Regions from separate parts of the Homo sapiens genome. Here region 2 is linked to region 1. Evidence: read pairs that join two places in POLR2A ChIA-PET (ENCODE). Cell type or tissue: B cell. All regions are shown on one strand. Each heading gives the region's core, and the rest is flanking DNA. Links, peaks and the distances in the headings are about the cores only.

What was found. Peaks named below come from ENCODE experiments on the same cell type or tissue, not always from the same donor. Only the 100,000 strongest peaks of a DNase experiment are listed, where the experiment ranks them.
Region 2: POLR2A ChIA-PET joins it to region 1 with 6 read pairs; 1 of 35 experiments calls an interaction of 5 or more read pairs at or near these places.

Annotation. Positions count from the first base shown.
Region 1 is chr6:397,001-404,194 of GRCh38, reverse strand. It overlaps IRF4 (interferon regulatory factor 4), which reads right to left. Exons shown (of 9, transcript NM_002460.4): 5 at 6,943-7,087; 6 at 5,260-5,367; 7 at 2,418-2,771. Among named protein-coding and RNA genes, the nearest start is that of IRF4, 8.8 kb to the right of the region's middle. RefSeq lists an enhancer at 4,116-4,235. In B cell, for the core only: no CTCF peak of the experiment used is centred there; a DNase peak (open chromatin) is centred at 4,164; H3K4me3 peaks cover 570 bases; H3K27ac peaks cover 4,832 bases.
Region 2 is chr6:893,273-900,951 of GRCh38, reverse strand. No RefSeq gene overlaps it. Among named protein-coding and RNA genes, the nearest start is that of EXOC2, 200 kb to the right of the region's middle. In B cell, for the core only: no CTCF peak of the experiment used is centred there; a DNase peak (open chromatin) is centred at 3,101; H3K27ac peaks cover 915 bases.

The DNA.
Region 1 (7,194 bases), core at 2,195-7,194:
CTACAATAAAATGTCACGCCCGCAAAAGAAACGAGTTGACACAGGAGCCGCTACAGCTTCTGCAGAACAGACGCGTCCTTATCAGATACACACCCTCGGGCCGGGCCCTGGGGGCTGTCCCTAGTGCTGTGCAGACCTGAATAGGAAGATATCAAAGATCTCCACTGTTCTCTTCAACTGAACAGAAGTTTCTAGCTAACTTACAGGACTATTTGACTTCCTGCTTTTTTTTTTTTCCAGAATTCAAATCAAACCCAAATGACTTAGTCAGAATCTGTAAAATACATTCACACTGCCGTGATCTGAGACTACACCTACACAGGCTAATCAGAATGGCGAGTTGGCACAATTCTCTGAGAAAGCATGGCTCCAACCCTAGATAACATGAGAGTGTTTGGTGGGAATCCTTAATTATGCAGAAGCTGGTTGGCACAGCTGCAGTTTTTACGTTCACAGCATCCTCCTTGAACCTCAGTGAACACTTTGAGGTGAGAGGCTGCAGTGGGCAAAGAGCACAGCCCTTGGTTACAGAGGAAGGAATGAAAGCCAAGACCAGCTCTTGCTCACAGATTAATAGTAAGTTCTAGTCGCGCAAGTCTACAGCCCCAGGACACTCACAGGCGTCCACCCCCTGCCTGTGCTGTCTCTCACGCAGTGCACCTGTGACTCAATGTGCACCTTCCAGCTTAGTCACCACGGGGGCTCTACCTCCCTAAAAACGCCCAGCAAGAGGCACTCAGAAAAGCCAGTGCCAGTTCCTTGTGACACTTTCATTAGAAAGCCCTCACCTTGTGGTATCTTCTGAATCCACTGGCACCAAGGTCCAGAGTCTTCAGAAATCCAGGCCCAGTGGGCCTTAGCCTTCCTGGCCCATGTGAGCTCTTCCAGATCCCAAGGCAGACACAGGAGATGCTGACAGGGGAGGGGGGGTCCCCCCAGTTGCCCTTCAATTTCCTTGGTCCCCCATGAACACCATGCCCAACCCCAAGAAGGATGGGACCGCCCTGGCCAGGGCTTGGGGATGGTTCTGCCCTTAGAATGAGAGGTGTCCAGCCCCAGGTGACTTCCTCACTTGCCGCCGCCTCGGGGAACCAGCACAGTTCTCCCTCTTCCTATGGTCAGCCTCTGTGTGAGCTTAGTTATTTTTTTGTGGTGCGGGGGGCAATGGAGTCTCGCTCTGTCCTGCAAACTGCAGCACCGTGGTGCGATCTCAGCTCACTGCAACCTCCGCCTCCCACAGGTTCAAGCGATTCTTGTGCCTCATCCTCCTGAGTAGCTGGGATTACAGGCGCCCACCATCACGCCCAGCTAATTTTTGTATCTTTAGTAGAGACGGGGTTTTGCCATGTTGGCCAGGCTGGTCTTGAACTCCTGGCCTCAAGTGATCTGCCCACCTCAGCCTCCTAAAGTGCTGGGATTACAGGCATGGGCCACCACACCTGGCCTGAAGCTTAGTTATCTGGGGACATATTTGCTTTGGGCACCAAAAGAAAATCTGGATGAGCTTACAAAAACTTGGGTCACTTACACCCAGAAGTACGAGCACATGTCAACAGTGCCAGAGCACACAGACGTGTCATATTTTTATTTTAAATAAGTTGAATGAAGAAGCACATTCAAGAAAAGGGGAGGCACATGAGAAATCAAAGACACAGGAGTTTCTGAAGGGGCTCAGGAAGGGACAGGACTGGGAAAAGGCAGAGGAAGAGTTGGCGGTGGGGTGGCGAGTGGCGGGTAGAGCAGCTCCCTCCCACGCGGGAGGCTCCCTCCACCTGGACAGCCCCACAAAGCCAGTGAGGAAGCCCAGCATGACAGGGCGAGGGGCTTCACAGAAGCCAGCCAGAGGTTCGCTGAATTGTCATGAAATCCAAGGTAGAAAAACAAAACTCACTGGTTCTGAAAAATATGCTTAGAAATGTTCATATCACAGAGCCAACTTATAGCACTCTCCTATAACTTCTCCTGTGCAAAACCAGTACAGTCCACTCCACCCTCCGTCTCACTCGTGGGCCAGCATCTGCATGAGGGTGACACACCTGACAACCAAGAATGTTAACAATATGCTTCCAACCTTTATGATTTTTCTGGGAACCTGAAAAGAGCCGCCACATCAGCAGACGTATTTGTCGAGATCATAGTGCAATGAAATGGAACTGTTTTAAGAGGCGACTGCTGAAAACCAGAATTGCAAGAGAACAGCCTGAGCCATGGTCCACCTGGACCATCTGATCCGGACTCTCTGCCCACAACAGAGCCAGACAGAAGATCTCTACTGGAGTCAAGCCCCAAGCCCAGTGGGCGCCGAAGTCAACAGGAGGAAGACCTCAGCCTGGGGTGGGAGGGACCCTGTGGTTTCTGACCCCTGTGGCAGGCAGGCCATCACCACCTCCATTCTAACAGATAACGAGGTGCCTTACCTGACAAGAACTGCTGTGTGTCAAAGAGCTTGCAGGTCTGGTCTCTCTCCAGTTTGTTGGGCCGGTCGTTGCACAGCGCCAGGGGCCCGTCCCAGTAGATCCTGCTCTGGCACAGTCTTTTCGCATAGAGCCCGTCGGGGGCCATCCAGAGGACCACGCCCCTCTCCAGGTGGCTCAGCAGCTTCTCAATGTTTTTCCTCTGGCCATTGTCCTCTGGGTAGGGGAACAGGACCTGGTCCAGGTTGCTGGCGTCATACGTATGTCCATGGGAGATCCGGCAGCCCTCGGGGCTGGACGTGGTCAGCTCCTTCACGAGGATTTCCCGGTAGTACAGGCAGATGTGCAGCCGGCAGTCTGCAAACACAGAGCTCCGGAGTCAGTGCTGGGGGCCAAGGACACCACCTCGAGGCCAACGACTCCACAGAGCCAAGCACCTGTGGTGGAACTCTAGTGTCCCACATGTCCCGTGGGGGAACAAAAGGTTCCCGCGTCAAGGAGGCCTGGGAAACACAGCGTGCCCTTGTCTCCCCCAGAGATCCACAGACAGCATGAGCTCGGTCAACACTTGGAGAAGTCCCGTGGAAAGAAACCCATTTAATCTGTCTAAACCAGCATATTACAAACGTATGTGGCCACCGACTCTTTTTTTAAGGAACAAGTGTATCTTTCATTAATTTTCTGGAAATGTAAGTTGAATTCCTATTATAGAGCATCACTATTAAGAACTTGCTAAGTCTTATTTGTGAATTATGATGATGATAGTGGTGATGTCATTTAAGTCATGTGTCACTGAATGAAAATTCATCTTTAAGCAAATCAATTTTTACTTTGGAGGAAATGAACCCTAAGTTTAATTTATACTAGCAAAAAATATAACGGTGTTTCAGAAAGAAGCAAGTCGGTCCACATACCTGAAACGTCCCCAAAATAATAACATGACATCATTTAGGTAAAAAGCAAATGTGTGTGTGTGTGTGTGTGTGTGTACATATATAAATTATATATAGAATTAGGTGCTTAATTATTTATGTCTATATAATTTATATATAAACACACTCACATACACACATTAAAGGGTAAGCACTGAGGCCTTAATGGTGATTTCTGGGTGGTAGAATGTGATATTTTTATTTTCCATTTTTGTTTTTCTGATTTTTAAATTAGTTTTCCACACTGGATATGTGGTGTTTTTATCACAAAATTAATTCTTGTGAAAAGAAAGAAATTAATGAGAAAAATACTCTAAAAGTTCATGTAAAGTCTGCTGAAATTCCCACTGGGCTTTGTGTTTAAGTTTGAAAAGAACTCTAAAACTGCGCTCTCTGAAACTTTAAACAAGATGAATCCATTTACAAACGTTTTGCTGATTTCAGAAGCCTCTTTAAAATATCGCCCATGAGTTGAAAGAACCAAGCTGGGTTTGCACAAGCTCCTCAGCCAGACCGCAGGGGAGTGGCACAGACAGGAGGCAGCTGCCACTGGTAACTGTATGGAACCCCAAAATCAATGGGAATCACAGTTATCTAATAAATGTGCTCATGGCTGATAATTAATCTGTATCATGCATACCAAAAAAAGAAACCCACAAAACTATCTTATTCCTCAACAGCAGGTTTTGAGACTTAACCCACATCACTGTCTCAATTCTCTGCTTCAACACACTGTCTGAAAGCGAGTCAGACAGTGCGCCCCAAAGAGAGTGGGTGTTGGCCATTCGAGGTGATTCTCGGGGCAGGTTTCATTTCATTTAATGTCATCAGAAATCACGAGGTTGCCGAGATATAAATAGCTGTTTATTTCCTACTCTTCAGGCACCCACACAAGTCTTAGGTGTTCAAGACAAGGGTTTGAAAGTTTCTAAAAACAAACACAAGCCTTCCTGCTCAGAAGCACCTCCTCCCAAAGGGCATCCTCAGTTACTCACGAGCACCTCAGAAAAAAAGGTGCAAGCCTCATTCACAACTAGAAAGAGCTGGTAGGTCAAACTCCAGCTCCCCTCTGAGCAGCAAAAGTGCCACAACTCTCGCCTCCCTGAAACCTTCAGAATTTAGTTAGTATTTTTCATCACTGATTTTTAAAGATGCCAGAGGGCAAGATGAGAATTCCAAACCTTAAGCTATTTGGTTTTAATATAAAAACAAATCCCATTTAAAAACAATCCAAAATATTATCTGAAAAATAAATATACATATAGCACGTGTGCTTGCCAAGCCTAGAGGTGCCTTCTTTATAGTAGGTAAGATCTCCATGGTGCAGGGATTTTTTTTTTTTTTTTAGAAATAAAACTTTAAAAATCAGATTGAATCCATATTTGTTTGCAAGCTATATTAAAGTTCAGAGGAAGACCAAAATGTGTATTACTCTTAGGCACATCAATGTTTTAGAGATGAGGGACCAGAACTAATGTCCCCAGGGAGTAGAGGAGGAGGACTTATTTGTGGCTCAACCTGGAAGGATGATCAGCTTCTCAAAATGAGAAGCCCTTCTACACTTCCAAGCAATTATTCCACATCGTGAGAATGTTGGCTGAAGAGGGGCCCTCGGTAAAGGTAAAGGCACATTCCTAGAAATTCAGAGAGGTGCCAGTGAAGAAGCCAAAATGACTCCATTCAAGCCAGTGGCTGAAACGGTCAGCAGAACCACAAGCAGTGATGTCAGGTTTTCTAATGGTGCTCCTAAATCACCCTGGTCACCTCACACACAGGATGTGTCTACATCTACTCCAGACCCCAGAGGGAGCAAAGCAAGTGTCTAAAGTCCCATCGAATCTGCCCAAAGATGACAGAGCTGGCAGCAGAGGCTGGCCTCCTGCGGTGCCTCCAGGAGCAAACCCTGCACTCACCTGAGAACGCCAAGGCTTCGGCAGACCTTATGCTTGGCTCTGTGGGGACTCCGGGAGCCTGGGACTCAGGTGGGGCACAAGCATAAAAGGTTCCTGTCACCTGGCAACCTGCATTTGCAAATAAAAATCAGATGATGTCTAGACAGAGAGTCCGACGCACCGCGGGGCTTCCTGGGGTGTGTGTGTGAAGCCTGGGAAGGAAGGGGCTGGCGCCCAATCACCTTCCCACCCACTCCCAGCACCAGCAACTAGCAGGGCACGCTCTTGTGAGGCAAAGATGAGCTGGAGACCAACTGGAAAACCAAAGCTGATGGAGAAACGAGCCAGTGCACAGCTTTGGAAGGAAACTTGGAGCGCTCTCTCTGTAACTGACTAACAGGGAGACTGAGGCTCAGAGACAGATGACATGCTTTGTCCTTGTTCACAAAGCGGGTTCACAACAGAGCTGAGAGTTCAGGTCTACTTGAGTCTGTGCCAAAGAGCCCAATTAAAAACTAGCAAATTATTTAGTCCATTTTTATTTTGCTTGTCTCTTGTGGGTTGGGAGAACACTGAACCATGTTCCTGAAGACAATGTTGTATGAAACATGAATGGAAAAAGAATGTGGCACAGAACACCTGATCTTGCTGCTGCTTCATTTACTGTTACCGATGCTTCAAGACAGGTCTCTACCTACTCCATCACTTTACACAGTTCTAAGCATTGCCTCTTTCCCATGGTTACTAATTCCATAGAGCCAGAGCAGTAAACGCAAGTCTGAATTTCAGGAGCTAGTTTTATGTTAGCCAATTCCTCCACTACCATATTGGAAACCAGCCCTTGCTGCAAATCCCTCTTGAAAAGCCAATGCAACTGAATTCTGAGCTTTTTTGTGAACATGCCACTCAGTACAAACATTAAAGAGTGGTACACCTCTTCACTACCTGCAGCCAAGGATAACCTGAACATGACTGGGGAAAAAAAGGCCAAATTGCAAAGGAACAAATATTCCTAAAACATCCAAAGGGTTCAGTGTGTTGACCTGTCTCAGGACTTCCATTTAAGTAACTAACTCAAAAGTCCTGAAGGCCTGAGTTACCGCATTGCTAGATTCTCCCTGCACCCAGCTAATGAGAGCTTCTGCTGAGGGAGCTCATTTTGATGTCTGGGGAACTCCCGAGGGCAGGGGACCACATCTAATCCACAATCAGCAAGTCTTTCTGGGACCCAGTGGTAGGTAGGCACCTGTAGAGACGTTTTATGTGTTTGCCATGGTATTTTTCCGTTCCTTTTTTAGTATCACCTCTAATTCCAACAATAGCAACAATGAACACACCACTATTCGAGAGAAATATACCAGCTCAATAATCTCCCAGCATCCCTACTTATTATTTATGAGCTTCCACAATCTCCTCTCTATATAAAAAGTGGGGGGCTGTTTTCCACTGCCTGGAGTGATCTCTGTGGTGTTTAAATAAGATCCCACGAAGGGCAGTGCCTAGCATGGATCCTGAGAGTAAACTTGGCTGTGGGATGCCACCATCCCACAGGAGTGAGAAAACCCCCCTCTCCCCGAGCTGCACACGCAGCCTCTAAGAAGGGGAAAGAGCTTTGGTGCTGCCCAGGACAGACCAGGATTCGCCATGGCCCATGGCCACATTAGCAATTAGCTCTTCTATTTCCTGCACTGGTATCCTCCTTACCATTTTCACAAGCTGGGCCTTGCCAGTGGTGGCCGCGGGGTCCAAACGTCATGGGACATTGGTACGGGATTTCCGGGTGTGGCTGATCCGGGACGTAGTCCCTCCAGCTTCGGTCGAGGGGTGGCATCATGTAGTTGTGAACCTGCTAAAGGAGTGCAGGAGAGGCTGAGATAAGAAGCACTGGCATTGAGACGGGGGTAAAGGAGTGCAGGAGAGGCTGAGATAGGAAGCACTGGCATCGAGACGGGGGTA
Region 2 (7,679 bases), core at 1,086-6,085, 500 kb before region 1:
ACGCTGTGTCATCTGTTCTTATTAATACTACACTGTGCATTCCCTACGCACAAGGACATTGTTCTACATAAACTAAGCACAGCGTCAAAATCAAGACATTCACACGGCTCTATACAGCACTGTCACATCAACCCCCATTCAAGTTTCCCCGACGGCACTAATAGTGTTTTTCAAAGGTCCAGAGTGCAATTCAGGGTCACACGTTGCCTGTGGTTTCACAACTCCAATTCCCTTCCATCCGAAACAGTTTCAAAGCCTTTGTCTTTCACGATCTTCACTTTTTAAATACAGGTCTTTCGTTGGATAAAAATGCTCCTTGGTTTGGACTTGTCTCAGGTTTGTCACTTGTGCATTTTGGGCAAGAATCCCTTAGAAATGACCCTGTGCTCTTCTCAGTGTACCACATCTGGGGGCACTGTGTCAGGCTGTTCTTGTGTTGCTATAAAGAAACACCTGAGGCCAGGTGCGGTGGCTCACGCCTGTAATCCCAGCACTTTGGGAGGCCAAGGCAGGAGGATCACCTGAGGTCTGGAGTTTGAGACCAGCCTGGCCAACATGGTGAAACCCTGTCACTACTAAAAATACAAAAAATTAGCTGGGTGTGGCGGTGGGCACCTGTAATCCCAGCTACTCTGGAGGCTGAGGCAGGAGAATCATGGGAACACAGGAGGCAGAGGTTGCAGTGAGCTGAGATTGTGCCATTGCACTCCAGCCTGGGTGACAAGAGTGAAATTCCATCTCAAAAAAAAAAAAGAAAGAAAAGGAAAGAAACACCTAAGGCCAAGTGCGGTGGCTCACGCCTGTTATCCCAGGACTCAGGGAGGCCAAGGCAGGTGGGTCACCTGAGGTCAGGAGTTCGAGAGTAGCCTGGCCAACATGGTGAAACCCTGTCTCTGTTAAAAATACAAAATTAGGCGGGCATGGTGGTTGGCTTCTGTAATCCCAGCTACTCGGGAGGCTGAGGCAGGAGAATTGCTTGAACGGGCGGGGAGCCGGAGGTTTCTGTGAGCCGAAACCCTGCCAATGCACTCCAGCCTGGGCAACAAGAGTGAGACTGTCAAAAACAAACAAACAAACAAACAAAAACAAACAAACAAACAAAAACACCTGAGACTGGGTAATTTATAAATAAGAGGTTTAACTGGCTCATTGGCTCATGGTTCTACAGGCTGTACAGGAAGCATGGTGATCGCTCCACTTCTGGGGACCTCAGGAATCTTCTAATCATGGCAGAGGGAAAAGGGGAGCAGGCATCTCACATGACAGGAGGAGGAGCAAGAGAGAGTTTGAGGGGAGATGCCATCACCTTTAAATGACCACATCTCTTGAACTCAGAGCAAGAACTCACTTATCACCAAGGAGATGACCCAAGCCATTCATGGAGGGATCTGCCCCATGATCCAAACACCTCCCACCGGGCCCCACCTCCAACACGGGGACTCCATTTCAACATGAGATTTGGGCAGGGAGAAATATCGAAACTGTACCAGGCACCCGAGGTTAGTTTGTCCTATTGGTAGGTGAAATTAATTTATCACTTGGTTTAGAGGAGATCTGGTAGGTTTCTCCACTGTGAAGTCAGGTAATGAGTTTCTGATACTCATTAGTTGGTAAGGAATTAATGAGTATTTTGTGGAGAAAAGCTTTGAGACTTCAACAAGAAGGTAGGCTTTTCCCTTCTCTCTCATTTATTCATTCATATCAATGTGAACTCCTGAATTCCTATTTTGCTCAAAGGGTTACAAACTGTAGCGCACTATTATTTTGATGCTTAAGTGTTCCATTTGGTCAGTGGGAGTGACTTTGATCTGGTTCCTGGACTGGTTTAACAAAGCCCACATCACTTTTTGAGCACTTCCATATTTTCTGGCACAAAATAAATTCTCCAAGCTCATCTAGGATTTTCTCTGGCCAACCCTGGAGTCAGCCATCTCTCCAAGGAGCCTTGGTTCCTTTCAGTGGTGTGTGGCATTTAGAACCCAAGCTATGGGTACCAGGTGTGCTCACTGTTGCCAGGGTGTCATTGCTTCCATGCCCTAGCAGCATAGATAGAACCAGGAAATACATGGATATGCACATACATTGTAAATGCATATGTATACATATGCAAGTACATTTTATTTCTACCTATCTATTTTAAACACCATGAGCTGACAACAATACCTGCAATCCCACCCAACACTGTAGGACTTATTTTTACTCATTCCTCTTTCCATATATGTAACTTCCTCCTCCAGCAATGTGAAACATCAACTCTCGTCATCTCAAAGGACTTGTTTATTGTCTGGATTTCACCTGTGTAACAGTCTCTGGCCTAAGCTGGCTAAAAACTAGGCCCACAGGCACACATCCTCTTCCTGGCCAGGTGCAGAGCCAAAGCTCTGACCCATTGAAGGGAAAGGGGAAAGGGAGGGAGAAAGCAAAGGATGGAGGTGGGAGAGAAGAACAGGGAGCAGGGAGGAAGGAGGAAGGAGCTACTGCTGCGGAGCAAGTGGACACAACAGTTTCACGTCTGTGGAATCTCATGACAAAACCATGTGGCTTGTATTTTGGAAGCTTTCATTTTATGTTCTAGTGATTCATGTTACCGTATTTTACAAAATGATTGGTCTGCAAAGGACTTGAAGTAAAAGTCCAACACTAGCTCATCACCACGGGGAGTTTGGAAGCAATGCTCCCATCACACTTCCTTCCTCAAATAAGGAGATTGGCAAAGCCCAGCCTGGGGCTGGCACACATCCTTACGGCAGCTTCTGTGGCAGGAAATGTCTGCTGACCTCTCACCTAATATTACTGTACCATTTACATATTTACTGCACATATTATTATGTTCTCCCTCCCTCCCTCTCGCCTCTCTCTTTCTCTCTGTCTCTCTGTCTCTCTCTCTCTCTCTCTCTGTCTCTCTCTCTCTCTCTCTCTGTCTCTCAGCTAAACCAATGAGGACAGGCATCTCATCTGTTTTTCTCCAGAAAAGCACCTGGGAAAGTACCTGGTGCATAACAGTGGTGCAGTCATTAGCAACCCCCAAGGTACGCTGGAATTCAGATATGTTGGATGTCATGCCTAAGGTCAGCCCAACATTTAATGACAGAGCCTGGAAAGAAGCCCATTGTCCCAGCTCCATAAATGCCTAGACGGGTTCTCTTTCCACTCTTCATCCCCCTCTTAATGCTGGGTCACTCCAGCCATCGGGCTTCCTGCACTGACGCTCAGTCGCTGTCACTGCTTGAGACCAGTTCCCCATTTCCGTAGCTGCAGTTTCATAACTTCAGTGTGAATAACACCATCCTTTCAGGGTCCCTGGAAAAGAAGGACGGCTAATGTAGGTGAAGTCCTTGAACTGGAAGGCACAAATGCTGAACGTACGTGTCTGTGTGCATACAAGTTCATACGGTTATTCTCAAGATCCAAATAATTGTATGAACCTCAGCTAAGACTGACCCCTTAAAACACCTTGTCTTGAGGCAGACCTAGAGGATTGGGCTCCGGAGGCTCCACTGCACCTCCTAGAGATGCATAACTTTTTTGGCTATAAACACGGCAAGGCTACGTTTGCAGCCATGACACATGCATTTACTCCCACTATGCAGGATTCACCTTGATGAGAGAAGCCTAGTTAGAGAGGCCAAGGGAGATGGCTGCCATCTTCCCAAGGCAGGACCTGTCTGCTTGGAAAATGGCACAAGAATCTCCTTGATTCTAAACGGTATCAGGTTTAAGATGCACCACTGATTTAAAGATAACGTTTTGCAGGGTGAGGGGGGTGGGGAGGAAATACCCCTACAATAAGCTTGTACATCAGATAAAGAAGAAATACAATTACAGAGAGATTAAAATGAAGAGCGAGAGAGGCGGGGTGCAGTGGCACATGCCTGTGGTCCCAGCAATTTGGGAGACTGAAGTGAGAGAGAAAGAAAGGAGAAATTGTATCTTCAATAGAAAAAACTACCGTACAGATTCTCCTCCTGGGGAAGTCCACTTCTTTATCCAGAAGTTCACTAACTACCTGCACTGCCACCTGCCCTGCTCTGAACAGCAGCCTGTGGCCCAGGCCTTTGCGCCCTTGTCTATCTCAGGCATGGAAAGAGAATGTAGAGAATGTGAAGCCCTCACCCTTACGTGTGTTGCTCAGCCTAATCTCCCATGTTTTCCTCCTTGCAGTTTTCTTCCTCTGGGGCGAGGAGAAAAAAAAGAGAGCAGGATTCCTCATTCATCCAGTTTGCGGGGAGTGAGTGGGAGGAAGTCTAATGATGGAGGCACAGAACAAACCCACACTCACAGCTGCTTTTAGCCTCCCCGTATCTATACCCACAACACCTCCTTACAGGGCCTAGTGGTCAGTATTCTCAGTGCCTTTCCAGAAACCACACCTGGCCCCAGAGGTATGGCATGGTGCCATCTAACAGCCTAGGTAAGGTCCCCTGAGCACTGCCAAGCAAGAGGCAGTCTGTACAGCCCTAGGGTGTACGGGATTCCTAAGTGCAGGAGATGGTGCAGCTAGGAGTGCAGATGAAAGCCCTCAGCTGCCTGAAGCTCACATGCAGTGGAGGAGGGAATTGGCTGTCCAGGTGATGGAAGTGCAGGTAAGGCAGCTGGAGACAGGTAAGCCATCGTGGAAGCTGCGACCAAGCCCAGGGATAGAGGAGCAGGGCGGGGGGTTGCGGGGAGGGCAGTTCTTGCACACAGCAAAAGGTGGGGGGGCAGAGGGTGACCCCAGAGGCAGGAGAAGGGGTGTACATTCCTGAGCCGTGAACCCTGGGACAGCTGGAACTCAGGATGCAGAGGGAGGGAGATGAGGGATGCTGCAAATCATCTGTTTAGAGAGGAAGTAAGGTAGACTGAGGCCAGACCACATCAGCACGTCCCTTGCCAGGACCTACATTAGGGTAAAATAATACCAGATTTCAGTCATTCCGGGCTTCCAAGCACTTTCTTCAGACGATTCATCATTAACACCCCTAAACATCTTTGCAGAAAATTCAAAAACATGGCCTTCCGGAAATATTTGCTGCTAGACAAATGTAAAAGCCCTAAAGTGCCTATACCAAGGGGAAATGAGAACAGTCAACATCCTCATGTCCCTCCAGAAAGTGTCATCAGCTTCAGGCCCACGGGCACCCAGCTACCTGCAAGCCACCTTCGCACCAAGCTGCGGGCTCTGAAATGCACTCAGCGGAAGATGACCCTGAGTCCTGTGCAGCAAGACAGCAGTTAACTTTATCCCCAGAACTTCCTGCATGAAACTAGCTAAGATAAAGAGCCAACTCGAGTCCTCAGAACACACTGTGAGGGCACCAGGCTGTGTAGACCACCCACTCGGTGCCAACTTCACCCCCACTTCCGTTGAGGCAGGCATGTTTATTGGAAATGTAACACGTTTTTGGTTGGGGGACATTGAGTGCTTTTGAGTGATTTTCATTAGAGTATAAGGTATCTTGATTAAAGCATTTAGTTAAAATGCTTTCATGCTGTGTCTCTTGTAAAAAAAAAAAAAAAAAAGCCCGTAAGGTCTCAGGACCCACAAGGACAAGGTTGCAGTTTGTTTATCAAAAGCTTTCCCCTCCTAAGCAGAAGAAATGCCAACCCTTCACAAATGCTGTTTTGTTAGTAATTCATATCTGCCATATCCTTATAAGGGGAAAGAGAAAATATGATCTTTATATGTTTTATTTTTTAAACTGACAAATAGTAACTCTACATATTCATGGGGTACATAGTAATGTTTCCATACATATAAGATATGGTGGTCAGATTAGGGTAACCAGCATATCCATCAGATCAAACACTTATCACTTCTTTGAGTTGGGAACATTCCATATCCTCCTTCTAGCTATTGAAACTGTATATTATTGTTAACTGCAGTCATCCTATGGTGCCACAGAACACTAGAACTTTTTCCTCCTATACCTTGCAATTTTGTATCATCTTTGTGTTTTATCACTGCTAAAATGCAGGGACCCCGTGACATGGATTGGGGAAAGAGTCAGAATTTGAGCCCAGGGGTGTGGTGGCTCACGCCTGTAATCCCAGCACTTTGAGGGGCCGAGGCAGGCGGATCACGAGGTCAGGAGTTCGAGACCAGCCTGGCCAACACGGTGAAACCCCATCTCTACTAAAAATGCAAAAAAAAATTAGCCAAGCATGGTGGTGCACACCTGTAATCCCAGCTACTTGGTAGGCTGAGGCAGGAGAATTGCTTGAACCTGGGAGGCGGAGGCTGCAGTGAGCTGAGATTGTGCCACTGCACTCCAGCCTGGGTGACAGAGGAAGCCTCTGTCTTGGGAAAAAAAAAAAAAAAAGAAGAAGAACTGGAGCCCAAGGAACAATGCTTGATACATTAAAGTCTGTTCTTCAAACGATGTCCCTGGAACCCACGCTAGCACAGGAAGACAAGAATTGGAAAGGCACCGGGGCCTTGGCCTTGTTGGATGCAACAGCTGAATCTGTTTGCAGCATGCACAGGCCTGTAGGGGGCACACCGCAGGTGAATTTTTAGTGGAGGTGGTGGTAGTGGTGATGATTACGCTGATGATGATACTGATGGAGACTGTGGGGATGGTGATTATAGACTGATGTCACCTAGCCCAAAGTAGCTTTCTGAAACAGTATCAAGTTAGCATCAAGAAATGAGTTTGGTGTGGAGGCACTTCCACTGGCCCACCACACGTGGGAGAATTAAGTAACACAACCACATGGGAAGGAGCCGTGTAGCAGCCTCACACAAGTTGCTTGCACCTTCCTCATTCCAGCGGTATCATTTGCATCTCGGCCACTTGCCTGCCAGCGAGTCGTACAATGTCTAGGGCATCTTTTGCATGGTTGTCCTGGATTGCTATTTAACTCCCAGGGTGATATAAATGTCCCTATACGCATGTATTAGATGTCCAGCTAAACAGTATAATGTTTCAGAGTAGGAGCGTGTCCTTTTCCTCCCCAGAGGCTGCTTCCTACCTGAGTCGGGGCCCGGCCTAACGTGGGGGCAGTAAATACTGGATGAATGGACACTCACTGGTTAGAGAGGCAGCCCAGCCCACGCCTGCGGCTAAGAGGTAGATATGGCCCCAGGAGGAGGCCAGGGCTGGGCAGGCAAACTGGCAGCCCTGGCATCAAGCACTCGCTTGTTTGGAGTGTGCTGGGGGCACAGGCCCCGCACCAGACCCCACTAGCCTCCAGAGACTCACTGTGGGGACAGAGGAAGAAAGGGCTCTGCCCGTCCTTCTTCAGGATGGCACAGGTACCAGCAGGCTTCAACAGCTCCATGGTGCTGGGCAGATGCGCTGGGACACAGAGATGTGCTCCAGGGCCGCGTGCAGGGAGCAGCAGATGGCTTTAGACAGCTGCCCCAGGCCCGTTGGTCTCTACGAAAATATCTCAGGACTTTCATAGCTTGTTTTTTTCCTATGAAATTTCTTTCTTCTCATTTCTGTTAACTTTGCTAGTTAAACTGTCAGGCCAATTTTGAAAGGGAATAAAATCTTTGTCCCTCCTCCCATCCTGAAGCCAAAATCTATTTTGGTTCATATAAAAATGATCAAATTACACCTTTTGGCATGTTCCTTAACTAGGAAAAAATAACTTGGATTAACTAGTGCCAATAAACTAAGTATTTTCAATTAAATTCTAACATTAGTAAAAATATCAGTCATACCACTCTAAATCCTAACCAACTTTAAAACAGT